2 separate regions of the Mus musculus genome follow, and region 2 is linked to region 1. A link is a contact called in ENCODE Hi-C or POLR2A ChIA-PET data. All regions are on one chromosome and are shown on one strand. Each heading gives the region's core, a stretch centred on a gene start or an enhancer-like site at or near the end of the contact. The rest is flanking DNA. Distances are from core to core; before and after follow the strand shown.

Region 1 (7,894 bases), core at 2,707-5,206:
TTAGAATGAACAAGTAGGTTTAAGGACAACAATCAGAATGGTCATAAGTCTCCAAGCCTCACGAGATCTAGGGGCCAGGAGGGACCTCTGTTATCACAGCTATCCAGACTGAGGGAAGTGTGCGGCCTGGACCACAACAGCTCAACAGAAGGGGGGAATCCTGAGTGTCTTCCCCTTGCTGGTTTCAAGAACCACAGAGATCCCCAACCAAGAAGGAAAGAGAAAGCAGAAAGAACCATAGACAGGGCTGGAGAGGAAGCAGGATTAATTCGAGAGCTAGCCAGGACCTCCTCCCTTACCTTAGACAAGAGGTTTCCTTGCTTAACACTTCAATTCCCTGCATGCCAATGAGGAAACCTGAGGTGGAGAGGAAGCATTTCTAGGGCCCCCTGGGCAGGTGGACCCCCAAATTTGTCCTTACTGCTAACACAGGAACTGATATTCAGTTGCTGGTCCCACCCTCCAGACAGACCTGCAGGTACTACAGTGTGGCCACACAAGAGACACATGAGAGGAAAGGGTGGTGGTGGGGAAATGGGCGCCTAAAAAATTGTTTCAAACCAAGAAAGGAAAACTATGCTCACCTGATCCCTGCCCAATGACATATATGGTCTCTCCGCATCCCTCGTCCATCCTCTCCCACATCTGCCGAAGTAGGCTGTCATACTGCTCTGATGTAGGGCTCACTAGAACCAGCTAGAAGAGAAACCAACAGCCTTAGAACCACACTCACTAGAAAGGGCCACAGCTAAAGCTGGTCAACAGCCTGACCAAAGACCCTGACCATACCCCAGGGCACCCGACTGGGACACAGCTGCGCAGCCCCTTACACACTCACACACTCGCCGTCCCTCCTGAAACAGCCTTGTACGACCCAGACGATATACTGAAACGAGTCTGTGTCTGTGCCACAACCCGTAGGAGGAAAGGCGTACACAGCCCACTTCCTGTAGCTTCACAAGAGGACTGGGAGGGAGAAGACAGTCTGGCACTGTGAGGAAGCTGTCCTGCACTTCTGCGTGGTCTTCTGCCTGCAGTGTGCATCAGGGGGTTCAAGGGCAGATTGTTCACTGACAGCCATGCCCTCCACCCACAGCCCAATGCTCTCGTAATAACAGAAGAATTCTGGTCTACCTTGTCTGTCTCGCTTACTACAGTGAAAACTGCCTGCAGAAGGCTATCTCTGTCAACCAAACCCTACAGCCACCAAGGTTAGTGTTAATAGAACCACAGCTGGGCAAATCCTATCGATAACAAAGTATCAACCACTTACTTGGGAGGCCCGTTACCATGAGGCAAGTGGATTTCCTTCTCTAGCCACGACTATGTGACCTCGAACAAAGAACTTAACCTCCCTGAATCTCAATCTTCTCATCTAGAGAGTAAAATATAAAGCATCTGGGCTAGCTCAAGTCTGTAATACCAGCGCTGGAATACCTGAGGCAAGAAAACTGCTATGAGTCTGAAGCTAGCCTGGGCTATAGAATTAGAGCCCATCTTCAAAACAAAAGCATCCAGGCCAGGCTCAACTAACATGCATTCCAGTTATCTTCAACAAGTCATTTCTTCAAGAACTTTGCATGAGTCTCATACCATTCATCAGTAACTGTGTTTCTTGCTGGAAGCTCTCAGAGCCTTAGCTCCTCTCATTTAGCTATATATAGTGAGGGTATACATACCTAATGTCTACTCTTTTCAAGACTTAAATCTATTCAGTTCACCCTTCTCTCCTCCACACTGTCAGTTTTTGTTTTCAACACATACACACACACTCAATTTCAAAGGATTTCTCCAGCTCCTTGATGAAGTAACAGTTCCTTACTCCAGGCAATTAACTAAAATGGTCAAAGAGGTCCCACCCTCTTCACAGCTCTGTCCCAATTTCCCACTGAGCTTTCAGGTTTCTTCAGCTCCCTGACCATGCACTGACATCTAGTCAGTACATTTCCAACAGGCCATTTGACTCATCAGAGTTTAGAATTGTAACCCAGATGCTGCCAGTGTTACATTGTCTCTAGCATTTTGCTTGGATGGAGGTCTCCCTGAGCTTGGCCACCCTTATGATGGTATTAGAGGCACTAGACAGGACCATCATGACAAAAGATGCTAGTTGGCTTCCAAGGGCCCAGCAGAGATTAGAAGGAGAAAGAACAGTTGGGAATTGCTTACTTAGGTTGGGGGCAAAGGTTCTTTCCAGTTTAGAGCCAAGTTTTATGTAGCATTGCCATCATGAGATGTCACATTTTCAAAGCACCATAAAATCTCCCATCCAAGTAGTAATCAGACCCGAGCCTGCTTAGCTTCCGAGATCAGACGAGATCAGGCTCGTTCAGCATAGTATGACCACAGACATCAAAGCTCCATAAAATCTCTATTGTAATTATCCTACAAAGCGCAGGGGGTGGGGCTGCTCTATCTTCCACCAGCTGCTTTTTAATCCTCACAGGGAATCATCATCTATCTAGTGCAAACATTTAGTGAGTCTCTGATATGCATCTGGGACTATAATGGGTCTTAACATTCTCTTCTAATTTTTTTATTTTTTTTAATTTGCGAGACAGGGCTTCTCTGTGTAGCCCTGGCTGTCCTGGAACTCACTCTGTAGACCAGGCTGGCCTCGAACTCAGAAATCCACCTGCCTCTGCCTCCCAAGTGCTGGGATTAAAGGCACGCACCACCACTGCCCAGCTCTCTTCTAATTTTTGCAACACATCTGCATTTTCTTGATGAGATGCTGGAGAAGTGAGAGGTTAAGAAAGTTTCCTAAGGTCACAGACCCTTTTAATGGCAACAGTTGGAAGGGAAGCCCAGTCCCTCCCTTGGCATCAGTTTCTTTAGTGATGTTTGACACTTTCTAAACACCAGTAACATCTTATAGTTACTTTCTTATTTTCCACAATGCCAAGTAAGTGGTGAGATCTTCATTTCTGCCTACCTTCTCAACACCGCAGAAGATGCTACTTAAAGATGCCCTTCCATATTGCATGAATACAAGAGGTGGCTCCACTCGTAAGTGGCAAGGCTGAGGGTCATGCCTATTTTTTTTTTTAATTATAACAAGGCAGGGTGTGGGAAGGCGACGAGTGCCACGGTGTACGAATCAGTTCTCTCCTTCACTAGGTGAGTCCTGGGGATCGAACTGAGGTTGTCAAACTTAGGAGGCAAGCCCCTTTACCTGCTGAGCCATCTTGTCGGTCCCATCTTTTTATTTTATTTGGGTGGACACGGAAAGAGGACGCTCCTCGGACATCATTCTCGCCGACTGAGCAACTACTTTCTGTTTACTTTCCAGAGACCAGGAAGAGAAACGGCTGCCACCCCTTAGACTGGCTACCTGTCTTCGTGAGTATCCCGCCCCCTGCCCAAGCCACCTTGACACTTGGTCCTCCGGGATGCTCCTAGAAGAGGAAGACCCTGCGTCTCAGGGACCCCCCTCCTGGGGAGGGCGGGCTGATCCACACGGGGACAGGGACACAGGGCGCGCGGCCCGAGTCGGGAACCCCGTTCCACGTGGCGGAGCCAAGTGGCAGCGATCGAGGCGGGAGCGGGAAGCGCGGGAGGCCGGGTGGACGCTGCCCGGTGCGGAGAGTGGGCCCGGGCCCGGCAGGTTCGGGAGAGCGGCAGGTGGGCGGGCTGCATCCCTTCAGCGCTCCCGTGAGCCGTGCCACTGGACAGCCGGCTGCCCGCCGTCGCCTCGGAGACCGTCCGGCCCCTCCGCGTACCCCTGGCCCCGCCGCCGCCTCCCGGGCCTACCTTGCTGGTGAGGTCCAGCTCCGGCTCGCCGTTGAGCGCCTCGCCGTCCTCGCTGCAGTCAGAATCGAAGCCGCCATGGAGTCGGGCCGCGGCCGCGGCGGCCCGAGCCGCCCCCGGAGAGCTAGGCTCGGGGGCGAACATCGAGGCCGGCACCGGCGAGTCGACCGGGGAGCGACTCCGCTCCGCCGCCATCTTTAAGAACTTAAGCTAATTCGCAGCCGGCCGCCCGCCCTCCCTCCCTGGCTCATTTAACTAATTTATGCTCGGCCCCGCCCCTTCTTGTTAGAATAATTTATGCGCGGCTTCCCCGCCTCCCGAGACTGTCACGTATCTCTAGCGGAGACACAGAAGACCCAGTCTCTCATTTACCAATCGTCGCAGCTCTCTCAAATACTTTAATGAATAATTAATGAGACCAAAACCCTAACAACAAACGTCGTAGTGGTCGGGAGCCTTGGTCCCACCTCTAGTGGGGCCAACACAGCGTGCACGCTACCTGCCTGGATCCTTCCCGCCAACGGGAGCGAAGCAGAGGTTTGACTGACTTGACAACAATCCAATGAAAAGAGGCATCCATTCTTTACTCCCCACCTCACTTTCCAGAGGCGGGGCCAGCCTCCAAATCATACTGCAAAACAGTCCCGCCTGGAGCCTCTCAAAATGATGGACAAGGGCGGGACCCAATCTTGTCCTCCCTAAGTCCCGCGCGTCTGGCCGCCGCATACCCAGATAGTAAACTGTGAAATGAGCCTGGCACTCCGAATGATTGAAGGCAGTTGCTGCAACACTGTGTCCGGCGTGCTGGCATGCGCAAGGCAATTTTTATAGTAGAATCGATGCTATGTATTCCAGGAGTGGTAATATTACAGCCGCCAGACCAAGACAATTAATTAAATGCTGACCTCAGGGAGTTCCATTCATGACTCCTCGGAGAGCAACTGAGTGAACAGAAAGATGTTGACAGCCCAAACTCTAGCGTAAATCCCCTCACGTTTTTGGTGAACAGCTGAGCCACAGGTCTAGGATCTGTCAAGGTAGTTTCTTGTGGCTTATTTTTCAGTTGCCACTTGTGGAAAGTCCCAGTCCAAAAAAAAAAAAAAAAACCCGCCGTTCGTGTACCTGAAATTCCCGTTTCAAATGTCTGAAAAATTTAGACTATTAGGTGAGTTCTGTTTTTTACCAAGATCTAATTATGCTGGCTGGACCTGGCCACTCCTCCTGGTAATAGATTAAAAAAAAGAGCAGCCGCCTGAGGAAGTACGAGAAATTTAGGGATTGGACCACAGGATGTATATAGTAAGTAAGGAAAAGGGTACAATATAGCCGTCACCTAATTCGGGGAGAGTCTTGTCCTCATTTTTAACGTACTACCAAGTCTGTGAGCAGATGCTGCTGGAAACCTGACCTTAATGGTTTTTTACTGAGATTTGTTTTTATTTTGTATGAATGGTGTGTGTGTGTGTGTGTGTGTGTGTGTGTGTGTGTGTATGTCTGTGTGCCACCTTTGTGCAGGGCCTGTAGAGTCTAAATGGGGCACCGGAACCCTTTTGGACTAGAGTCGCAGACGATTGTTAGCCTCCATTAGGGTACTGGGAATCCAACCCAGGTCTTCTGAAACTCTGAGCTATATCTCCAGACCCAGAGATTCGGACTCCTAAAGTGAGAGGCAGTCTTGTGGACCGTAACCCTATATCTGTGGATTCTGACAGTATCCCCAAGTATTAAGAATTCAACTGGAGGTTGCTCACTGCTTGGCTGGGGGTGATCAGAGGTGACAGTTGTATTAATTCTATTGCTTCGATTGCTATTTAGCATTGTATGGCCAGAAAAAGTTCAGTTTCAGAATACATTGCTATCTGGCTGGGGGGAAAGACTGTCCTTCTCACTATAGGACTTTGCCTAGAAAGGATATATATTCTGAATACTTGCTTTTCGAATTGAATGTTTTGGAGAATAAATATAAAAAGTAACAGTTGAGAGGTAATTCCTAATCATCTTTACATTCTCTTTCTGAAAACAATTTGGTCCAAGCTCAAACCCTTAATTCACTATAGACATAATGATTTCAAACAACTTGATCGACTTCTTTGGGCTGTATTTTTCTCCCTGAAAAAGAAAAAAAAAGTCTAATTTGCTTAACAATAATTAATTACTCATCAGTTAATTAATAGATGTTTACAATAATTCTGGTTGAACAGCAAGTCCCTAGGAGATAAATCCTATGTAAATACACTGTAACAGTTTGGTAGTTTACACATTACACACACACACACACAAAAAGATAATTCAAAAGTAGTCTAGGTAGAGGATGCCCTATCATGTGGTAATCTCTCAGATGTGTTGCACAATACTGTTGATTGGGGTGATCATGAGGATTAGAGAAACCATTACTTTGAAAGTGCAAATCTGTTGTTTTCCCTAACAAAAATCCGATAGGAAGGCAAGTTAGAAACAGTGACTTAATTTAAACCCATGGGAAACTGTAAATAGTCTGCCTTTGGACACAATGTACTCAGCTAAACTCAAAATACGGAGCTCTAGTTGGTAGAGTGCTTGTCTTGCATTTACCAAGGTTCGATCCCTTGCCCTGAACAAATTGGACATTCTTGGTTACGTAATGAGTTTGAGACCAGCTGAACTAGAGAACACACACGCGCACACACACACACGTCTAAAAAGAAGGATCAGAAGGGAAAAGAAAACACAGAAAGGAAGGCTTGTGACAGCCATCAAGAGAAGGTTGCTGATCAAAAGGGCAGTGGTTTGTGTGAAGTGAACTGGAATACGACACCAAGGATCTGAAATAGAACTCAGGTTTCCATTTGAAATATGACTCCCGGCGAGAGTCTTGCCCTCAGCTCTCAAAGAAAACTGGAGGCGGTCGGGTTCACCAACCAAGATTACGCCCGACCGCGTCGGTAAAGTGTTAGGAAATCTGATGAACATAAGTGGGCCAGGGCAGCCGCTGCCCGGGCTCAAGAAAGCACTCTGCCGGGAGGAGGGCCCTGCGGCGTCCAGGCGGGAGTGGGCGCCGGGGCGGAGCTGCGGCGAAGCGACAAGTCGACCTCCCCCGCTACCGCGGAGCTCCACAACCCTGCACAACGGCTCCGCGACCTCTAAGCACCTCCACCGGACCAACAGCCCGCGTTGGCTACGTCACACAACGTCAGGGGTGACGCGAGGTTGGCAGGCGGGGTCAGCGCGGGGGCGTGTCTGGGGCGCGCGCGGAGTGAACGCCGCTGACGTCGGGCTCAGGTGCGCGTGCCCGCCCGCTCCGCCGCCTGCTTGTCCGCGCGTGGGCCAGGTGGCGGCCCGCAAGCTCCAGGTGGCGGCGTCGGGGAGACGAACAGTCCCCGCCGGGCAGGCAGCGGGAAGGAGCCCGGGACTGGCCTCACGTGACAGCAGGAGGTCGCTGCGGGGACGGTCAGCCCGGTGGGCCAAGGCTGCACCGGGCGAGGCAAGGCGTCCGGCCGCACCCTCGCGGGCCAGGCGGGACCTCCCCGCGGCGGCGCCCGGGCTGCCGTTCCCCTTTCCGCGGCTCCTCCCGCGCCGAGGCGAAGCGGCTCCTCCGCTGGGCCGAGTCCGCCAGTCCGCTGGCGGTCATGGAGCGCTATCCCCGGAGCCCCCGCGCGGCCCGCGACCTCACGCCCTCCGATCCTCGCTAGCTCTTGGCATTGGGCCTTTTCTCCGCCACCCAACCCGGTCTTCGGAGCCTGTGGTGTTGTGATTCGGACGAAATGGAAGAAAAGGAGCGATGTGACCCCTTCGGTTCTGCCCTCCTGCATTGAGGCCTAGTTGGCATCTGCAGAGAGGAAAACACGGCCAGGAAAGCGTGGTGTTTCTTTTTTTCCAAAGGGGGTGGGAGGGGAAGGCGGCAGCCAAAGGGAGGAATCCTACGTTTTATATGTTTTTTTTTTCTTTGTTAATTCTACACTTTGAAAGTGTTGGCTAAATAAACTAATCCAAAAGTTATTTTTTCCTATCGAGAAGACAGAAAAAGGTAGATTTTTTTTTTTGTCCCTTTTGATTCCAACCTTTCCTCCCAGTGACAAAGCATAAATCATGAACACCAGAGAATAAATAGGTGAATCTCAGGAATCCGAAGACAGAAACCTAGACTTTCCTCAGGAGGGAAGGAGCG
Region 2 (7,894 bases), core at 2,597-5,096, 390 kb before region 1:
CTTGGTCATGGTGTCTGTTCACAGCAGTAAAACCCTAACTAATACAACTGGAGAGAGGGCCCAGTGATTAAAAGCAAATACTGCTCTTGTGGTGGGGCAAAGTTCAGATCCTAGTAGTAACGCTGGGTGGCTCATAACTTATAACTACAGCTCCAGAGGGATCTGTTGCCTGCAGACTCCTTGGGTACCTGCATTCAAGTGCACGTGTTCAAACACTGACACATACATGTAAAACAAACAAACAAACAAATAACAGCCTCATTGCTCCTGATCATGGATCAGTCATGATCCATGAACCTGTTGTGTGAGAACTTCTGTAGGAAAGTGTGAATAAATATCTTTCACTCCAGAGATGACATAAATGACAGCCCAGAGAATGATTCCATATCAAGTCTAACTTGATGAAGCAATGAGTTGATTGAAGTTACTATAGGAGCATGGATGGCTCAAGGACAGTTAACTCCAGCACCAAAAAGCTCACTGGCAATCCTGGAGCTCTCTGCACAGCACCCAGGCAGCTCAATAGGTAGAAAAGTCTCTCTTCAGCAATTCTTAGTTTATATAACCTGTGAATCTGGTAAGCTTCAGGAACTTCCTGAGACTTGTGAGTTGCTTACTTTCTGAGTCTCAGGAACCTCCTTGCAGGACAGAATGTTTCATCTGGGAAGAAGTTGCTATGGTACAATACCTAGAGGTCTGTGCTTTCTCTTTATGGCTGTTCTGTGGGTCTGCATCTCCCTGGTTCCATTTTGTCTCTCTCGGGAAGAAAGAATAGAAGGTCTATGCCAGATGCCTGGACTTTTGTATCAAACGAAGGGCTTCATGCAGGCTAAGCAAATATTATACCAACTGAGCCAAATTTCTAGCCCCAAAGTTCTAATTTTTTTTTCTTTCTTTCTTTCTTTCTTTCTTTTTTTTTTTTTTTTTGGTTTTTCAAGACAGGGTTTCTCTGTATAGCCCTGGCTGTTCTGGAACTTACTTTGTAGACCAGGCTGGCCTCGAACTCAGAAATCTGCCTGCCTCTGCCCCCGGAGTGCTGGGATTAAAGGCGTGTGCCACCACGCCCGGCCGGCAGTTCTAATTTTCTAAAGGCGTTAATTTTAAATTTTATTTGAGTCAGGGTCTCATTATATAGCCTTGTCTGACTTATAACTACCTACGTAGATCAGGTTGGCCTTGAACTCACAGAGATCTGCTTGCTCTGCCTCCTAAGTGCTGAAATTAAAGACATGTGGCCCTATACATGGCTTGAAGACTTGATTTTTTCTTTTCTTTTCTTTTCTTTTCTTTTTTTTTTTTTAAGATTTATTTATTTCTTACATGTAAGTACACTGTAGCTGTCTTCAGACACCCCAGAAGAGGGCATCAGATCTCATTACAGATGGTTGTGAGCCACCATGTGGTTTCTGGGATTTGAACTCAGGACCTTCGGAAGAGCAGTCAGTGCTCTTAAGTACTGAGCCATCTCTCCAGCCCCGACTTGATTTTTTCTAAATATATTTTAGAATCAGTTTATGAGTTTTCCCTAGTCTCATGTAGTAATCAAGGATACCTTTGATCCACTGACCCTGCAGCCTCTCTTACCAAAATTGCACCAACTTACCTGTCCTTATTCTAAATTGTTAAAGGAGGCTGCCTTGAAGACAGGACAGAACCAAAGAGCTTGAGAACTGCCACATGGCCAGGAAGTATTTGTGGACAGAGAACAGGATCAAAGATCAAAACCTGATTCCCAAAAGGCTGGTGTTACTTTTTGTTGTTGTTGTGTTTGTTTGTTTCTTGGTTTTTCAAGACAGGGTTTCTCTGTGTAGCCCTGGCTGTCCTGGAACTCATTTTGTAGACAAGGCTGGTCTCAAAATTCACCTGTGCCTCCCAAGTGCTGGGACTAAAGGTGTGTGCCACCATGCCCGGCTCCTACTCAAAATCTTACACATGGCAGCTTACAACTGTCTGTAACTCCAAGCTCTGACAGCCTCACACAGACATATGTGCAGACAAAATACTGATGCACATAAAATAAAAATAGATAAATTAAAAAAAAAAAAAGAAAGAGGGAAGGAAAGAAGGGCTGGAGAGGTGGCTCAGTGGTTAAGAGCATTGACTGCTCTTCCAGAGGTCCTGAGTTCAATTTTCAGCAACCACATGGTGGCTCACAACCATCTGTAATGAAATCCAATGCCCTGTTCTGGTGTGTCTGAAGACAGTGACAGTGTTCACACCTAAATAAAAAAGAAATAAATCTTAAAAAAAAAGAAAAGAAAAGAAAAGAAAGCCAGGACGGTGGTGGCGCACGCCTTTAATCCCAGCACTTGGGACGCAGAGGCAGGCAGATCTCTGAGTTCGAGGGCAGCCTGGAGCCTGGTCTACAGAGTGAGTTCCAGGACAGCCAAGGCTTCACAGAAAAACCCTGTCTAAAAAAAAAAAAAAAAAAAAAAAAAAGGAAGAAAAAATAATTCTTCTTTTGGGACTGGAGGGACGTCTTAGGAATTAAGGGCTCTTGCAGAGGACCAAGGTTTGGTTCCCAGCACAACAACCATCTGTAACTCCAGTTCCAGAGGGTTCCATACTCTCTTCAAATCTCCCCGGTACTGCACATATGTGGTGCACGTGCATAAATGAGGAAAGCACTCATAAATATAAAATTAAAAAGAGCTTATTTAAGATATTCTTAAGTGGCGCTCCTCCACTTTCAGAAATTATTTTTTAAATTTTAATAAACCTATGTTGCTGTTCGAAAAATAAATTCATTAAGAATCTTGATCTGGAGAGATGGTTCAGAAGTTAAGAAAACTTGTCATCCCACGGGACCCAGGTCTAGTTCACAGCATTAACAACGGTCCAGGGGGATCTGACACTATTTTGACTTTTTTTTTTTTTTTTTTTAGATTTATTTATTTAGTGTATATATGAGTATAGAGGTCACCTGATCCCATTACAGATGGTTATAGGCCACAATATCGTTGCTGGGAATTGAACTCAGAATATCTGGAAGAACAGTCAGTGCTCTTAACCATTGAGCTATCTCTCAAGCCCTTATTTTTTTTTAAAGATTTATTTTTATTTTATGTATATGAGTACACTGTCGCTGTCTCCAGACACATCAGAAGAGGGCATCGAATCCCAGTACAGGTGGCTATGAGCCACCATGTGGTCACTGGGAATTTAACTCAGGACCTCTGGAAGTGCAGTTGGTGTTCTTAACTGCTGAGCCATCTCTCCAGCCCGGTTTGACTTCTGAAAATGTCACGCACGCCCGTGGCGCACATTCGTACACACGGGGGGGGGGGAACCTCACACATTTGTAAATCTGAAATTAAGAACAAAATATGAACGGGACATGACATCTGGAGACTGAATTGGCAGAGACAGGACTTGAGGGAGATGTGCCCGAAATCATGGCGCATTAAAGGCATGGCTTGATTGGAAGACTGAGAGCAATGTTGGTGATCACATCAAAATCACTGGTTAGGTAAAAGAGCAGTTTCATTCAGTCTATCTTAAGAGCTCACGAGAACAACGCAGTCAGTTGTCTCACACTAAGCCTGCTTCAACGCCGTTGTTTTCGTTGCTGTGTGGGACTAGCCCTGTGTGATTCCGTTCTAGAAGTGAGAGGAAGCACAATGCCTCCATTTTTCTTCATTATCATGAAATTTGGCTGCTGCAGAACGCCGTAGTTCTTTACATTCTAAACCTCAGCGTCGACGAGGCGTTTCGCTAAGCTTGAACCCAATCATTCTCCGTAGACCCTATTTGTCAATCCTAGTGGGCGGGAAAAATGTGTGTAAAATGACATTCGATGCGCGCCCTTCGACCCGACGCCTATGCGTCAACACGTTCGCACGCTCAGGGGGCGGAGCCATCACTTGGCTTTATATAGCCTGCACTGGCTCCTGGTCGCTCTCTATCTGCGGCGTGTGGCGGCGAGATGGTACGTATGGCCATGCTGCCTTCTAACTTGGTCTCCTGTGGGCCTGGCTTGTATTCACCTCCCATCGGCGCCATCCCTGGCTCGCCAATCCTGAAAGGATGTAATAGGGGATCGATGTGAGGGCCGCGACCGTCCGGAAATTCAGGGACCTTAACGGCCTTACGGAGGATGTGTGTGGGACCGGCCTGGGCCTGTGTGCGACCCATTTGATATCAGCGTAATCCTAAGGGACTTATGGAATGGGCTGTTTTGTGCTTAATTCGAGGGTAGTGGTCAGTCTGGTAGGGATGGCCCAGGTCTTTAGGAATGCATTGGTTAAGTGGAGAAATTTGGCAAATCGGGTCGGGTCTCCATTTTGGAATGTTATAAGAGTGGAAGGTGCATCTCTAGAGTTCTCAGAAGCCACAAATGATGAACCTTTTGACGGGCGGACAGAAACTCTGTGCTGAATGTCAAGTTCTGATTTGGCTTTAGGAGGGAGTGTTTGAGGCCGACTTGCATTAGACTCCATCTTGATACGCCATGTTGCCATTTAGTCACATGGGATACTCTTGAAAGTTCACCCATCGAGGTTTTAGTATAACTAAGCTGTTTTGTGTTTGAAAGGCATGGAAACTAAAAGCATTAAGCTGAAGTCTTATTGCAGTCTGTCCTCTGATACAATTCCTTTAAATGTGGAACCCTCCTTTGGGCTTGATTGGAAGACTGAGAGCAATGTTGTGATCTCTCCCTTTACCTCAGTCTCACAGGAAATTCTCAGCTCCCAGGCATGGGTCCTTGGGCTTCCTGCCTCGCAAGCGCAGCAGCCGGCATCGTGGGAAAGTGAAGAGCTTCCCTAAGGATGACGCTTCCAAGCCCGTTCACCTCACAGCCTTTCTGGGTTACAAGGCTGGCATGACCCACATCGTCCGGGAAGTTGACAGGCCAGGATCTAGTATGTACAGTACTTCCTTGTCCAACTTGGGCTGTGTGTAATTTTGCCTGTAGTTACAGTAAATTCCCAAAGGAGCACAATAGCTTCATCCTGGGGTGCTTTGTGGTAAGTCTAGAACAAAGCCTGACTTAGTGTGGTAGTGCCCACACTAAGGGAGCCTAGAAGTGTTTTGGCCTAGCGAAATTTAACACAGATTCCTGTGCAGAGTCCTGTTGGGGTAGTTGGTTGTTTCCATGCCAGTGCCTGTTATCAACCCTAGGTACTCTGAAAAGGTAGACACATTTAACAAGTGTATTCTGGACATGAAACCAGACTAGTGATAAAGCTCCTCTTTGAGACAGTCTAGATAGCACATGGCATTTTGCTACTTCAGTGGTGATAGTCACCACCTGGCATGGTGCCTGTTAGCAGCCTTGCAAAGTAAGTGGAGGTTAGAAACTTTGGCTCAATTGTTAAAAGCTGCAGTTGGAGAGCCCGCAGTTCTGAAGAGCAGTCCTGGAAGGCCCAGTATTCTGATGCGGAGACAGCCATTCTGTCTAAATGGATGCTTGTATGTGCTGGGGTATTTGTGCTCCCACTGAAGCTTATGCCTGTTTGTCTTCACAGAGGTGAACAAGAAAGAAGTCGTGGAGGCTGTGACCATTGTGGAAACTCCCCCAATGGTGGTTGTGGGCATTGTGGGATATGTTGAGACCCCACGAGGCCTCCGGACCTTCAAGACTGTATTTGCTGAGCACATCAGCGATGAGTGTAAAAGGCGCTTCTATAAGAACTGGTAAGAGGCTCTTGGGTTCCCTTAGAAGTAAGGGACACTCTGAGCTGGGATGTAAAGTGAAGGAAGTTGGATCAAAGGTTTTTTGAACCAAAAGCTGACTGTTAACCCTTGAGGGTGCTGGTCAGTCCTGGTTAGCAGAAGTGTTAGAGTTGCTTTGACACTGAAGTGGCAGGGAAGCTGGAAAACAAGACATCCTGCATCTGGGCCTTAGTGTGAGGTAATCCTTTGAGGCTTGGATGCTGGCCTTGTCTGTACTAGATAGGTCCCCTGCCTCTGGCCTGAGCCCCTGACTTCCACTACTATGAGATGTGCCCCCAGATAAAGGGATGTTCTGGTGCCCTGGAGCAAGAGTTGTGTGTTGTGTATATTTGTGGCTTATATTAACCTGTGGACCTCTGCTCAGCTCCGCTCGGCTCTGCCCGATGAGCTTCATCCAGGCTCCGCTTGCCGGTGGAAAAGGCTCCTTAGAAGCCGGCAATGAGCCCCATCCCCAAATGGTGCCAGTCTGCCTTCCTCTCACCTGTTGCAAGGGTGATGAAGGCCTGCACCGGGCCCCTCCCCCAACTGTGCTCTGCTCCTGAAGGCACAAGTCTAAGAAGAAGGCTTTCACCAAGTACTGTAAGAAATGGCAGGATGACACAGGCAAGAAGCAGCTGGAGAAGGACTTCAACAGCATGAAGAAGTACTGCCAGGTCATCCGCATCATTGCCCACACTCAGGTAAGCACCTAAGGTTTGGGGCATTTTGCAGGCATTTTGTGATCCGAGGGGATTAGAGACATTTCTGGTGTCTTAAATCAACCAGCAGAGGGCACTGTGACACTGAGGCTTGCTTCTCTAGATGGTCTTACTGTGCTCTATCTGACTAATCTGAAATGATGGTGTGAGATTGGGCCAAGTATTCTGTTTTCTAAACACATTGCTAGTTAGGAACCATTTAGTAGCTCATGCATGAGTCCACCAACCACTGGCAAAGTCAGGTCTATTGGCTTTGAGCTTCTGGTGATTTACTTTCTAGTCCATTTGCCACCAGCCTGATATAAGCTTCATCTGCTTCTTTTAGATGCGTCTGCTTCCTCTACGCCAGAAGAAGGCACACTTGATGGAGATCCAGGTGAATGGAGGCACTGTGGCTGAGAAGCTCGACTGGGCCCGAGAGCGGCTGGAGCAGCAGGTTCCTGTGAACCAGGTGTTTGGGCAGGATGAGATGATTGATGTCATTGGCGTGACAAAAGGCAAAGGGTACAAAGGTAAGCTTTGCTGTAGTTTGTGGGTGATAATGTGAGACCCTGGAACGTACACTGGACACAGCACCAAGTGATGCGGTGGCAGCGTTTCCTTGCCTGCCTGCCTTCTGGGAACAGCAGTCAGCTGGTCAAGTTGACCAGCTTTTAGAGAATGAGCTAAGAAAAGGAGTAACACCTCAAATATGTGGACCCAGTCAGTTGACCTCACCCTTAATGCCAGGTGGCCATGAAGGACAAATTGGGCTCCCTAGAGTACATATCTGCCTCAAACCAATAAACACATGGCAACCTCTGGCCACATAGTGACACATGAAGCTGCAAATAACTATTTAGGCAGACAACCATCCAGTCTGATTTTAAAATAGGACAGGAATGTGGGGTTGGGATTGAATTCTGATATTCAGATTTACCCATTGTTAGATAATTTTGTAATCAGTGAACTAATCACAGGTATTTTGAGTACTCATTGGGAAGGGACAGGAACGTGCCCAGCCCCATGAAGTTAACATTCTTTCCAGGGGTAACCAGTCGTTGGCATACAAAGAAACTGCCCCGAAAGACCCATCGAGGTTTGCGCAAAGTTGCCTGTATTGGAGCCTGGCACCCTGCCCGTGTTGCCTTCTCTGTGGCTCGAGCTGGGCAGAAAGGCTACCATCACCGAACAGAGATTAACAAGAAGGTAAGGCTGATTGGGGATCCTGCAAATGAGAGAGGGTATTGGGTTCATAGAACAGTCAGTCCTAGGAATCCATGACACTGCCTAACCCAGGTTTAATTAATGCCCTAACCCTTTCCCAGGAAATTTTTGTTGTTATTGTTGGAAATTTTTAAAGGTTCAATTATAAGTAGTTTAAAAAAATTTGAGTATACTGTAGCTATTTCCTGACACCACTGAGGGCATCAGATCCCTGTACAGATGGTTGAGAGCTCTACCATGTGGTTGCTGGGAATTGAACTCAGGACCTCTGGAAGAGCAGTTAGTGCTCTTAATCACTGAGCCATCTATCTCTC

The links. A loop is a pair of places that touch in the nucleus more often than their neighbours do. ChIA-PET counts read pairs that join two places held with the same protein, here RNA polymerase II (POLR2A).
Region 2: POLR2A ChIA-PET joins it to region 1 with 10 read pairs in embryonic stem cell. The contact joins the promoter of Rpl3 here to the promoter of Gtpbp1 in region 1. A Hi-C loop is called at or near these places in 1 of 37 maps with a recorded cell type or tissue (T-helper 17 cell). POLR2A ChIA-PET finds 5 or more read pairs at or near these places in 1 of 5 experiments (embryonic stem cell).

What each region holds. Positions count from the first base shown.
Region 1 is chr15:79,686,958-79,694,851 of GRCm38, reverse strand. Gtpbp1 (GTP binding protein 1) reads right to left here and starts at 3,956. Exons shown (of 12, transcript NM_013818.2): 1 at 3,754-3,956; 2 at 585-696. The coding sequence starts at 3,945. Josd1 (Josephin domain containing 1) reads left to right here and starts at 6,980. Exons shown (of 4, transcript NM_028792.3): 1 at 6,980-7,894.
Region 2 is chr15:80,079,358-80,087,251 of GRCm38, reverse strand. Rpl3 (ribosomal protein L3) reads left to right here and starts at 3,846. Exons shown (of 10, transcript NM_013762.2): 1 at 3,846-3,928; 2 at 4,670-4,862; 3 at 5,469-5,637; 4 at 6,221-6,356; 5 at 6,700-6,886; 6 at 7,402-7,562. The coding sequence starts at 3,926. It overlaps Snord43 (small nucleolar RNA, C/D box 43), which reads left to right and starts at 4,346; the gene lies at 4,346-4,393. It overlaps LOC115488570 (a small nucleolar RNA gene), which reads left to right and starts at 6,166; the gene lies at 6,166-6,220.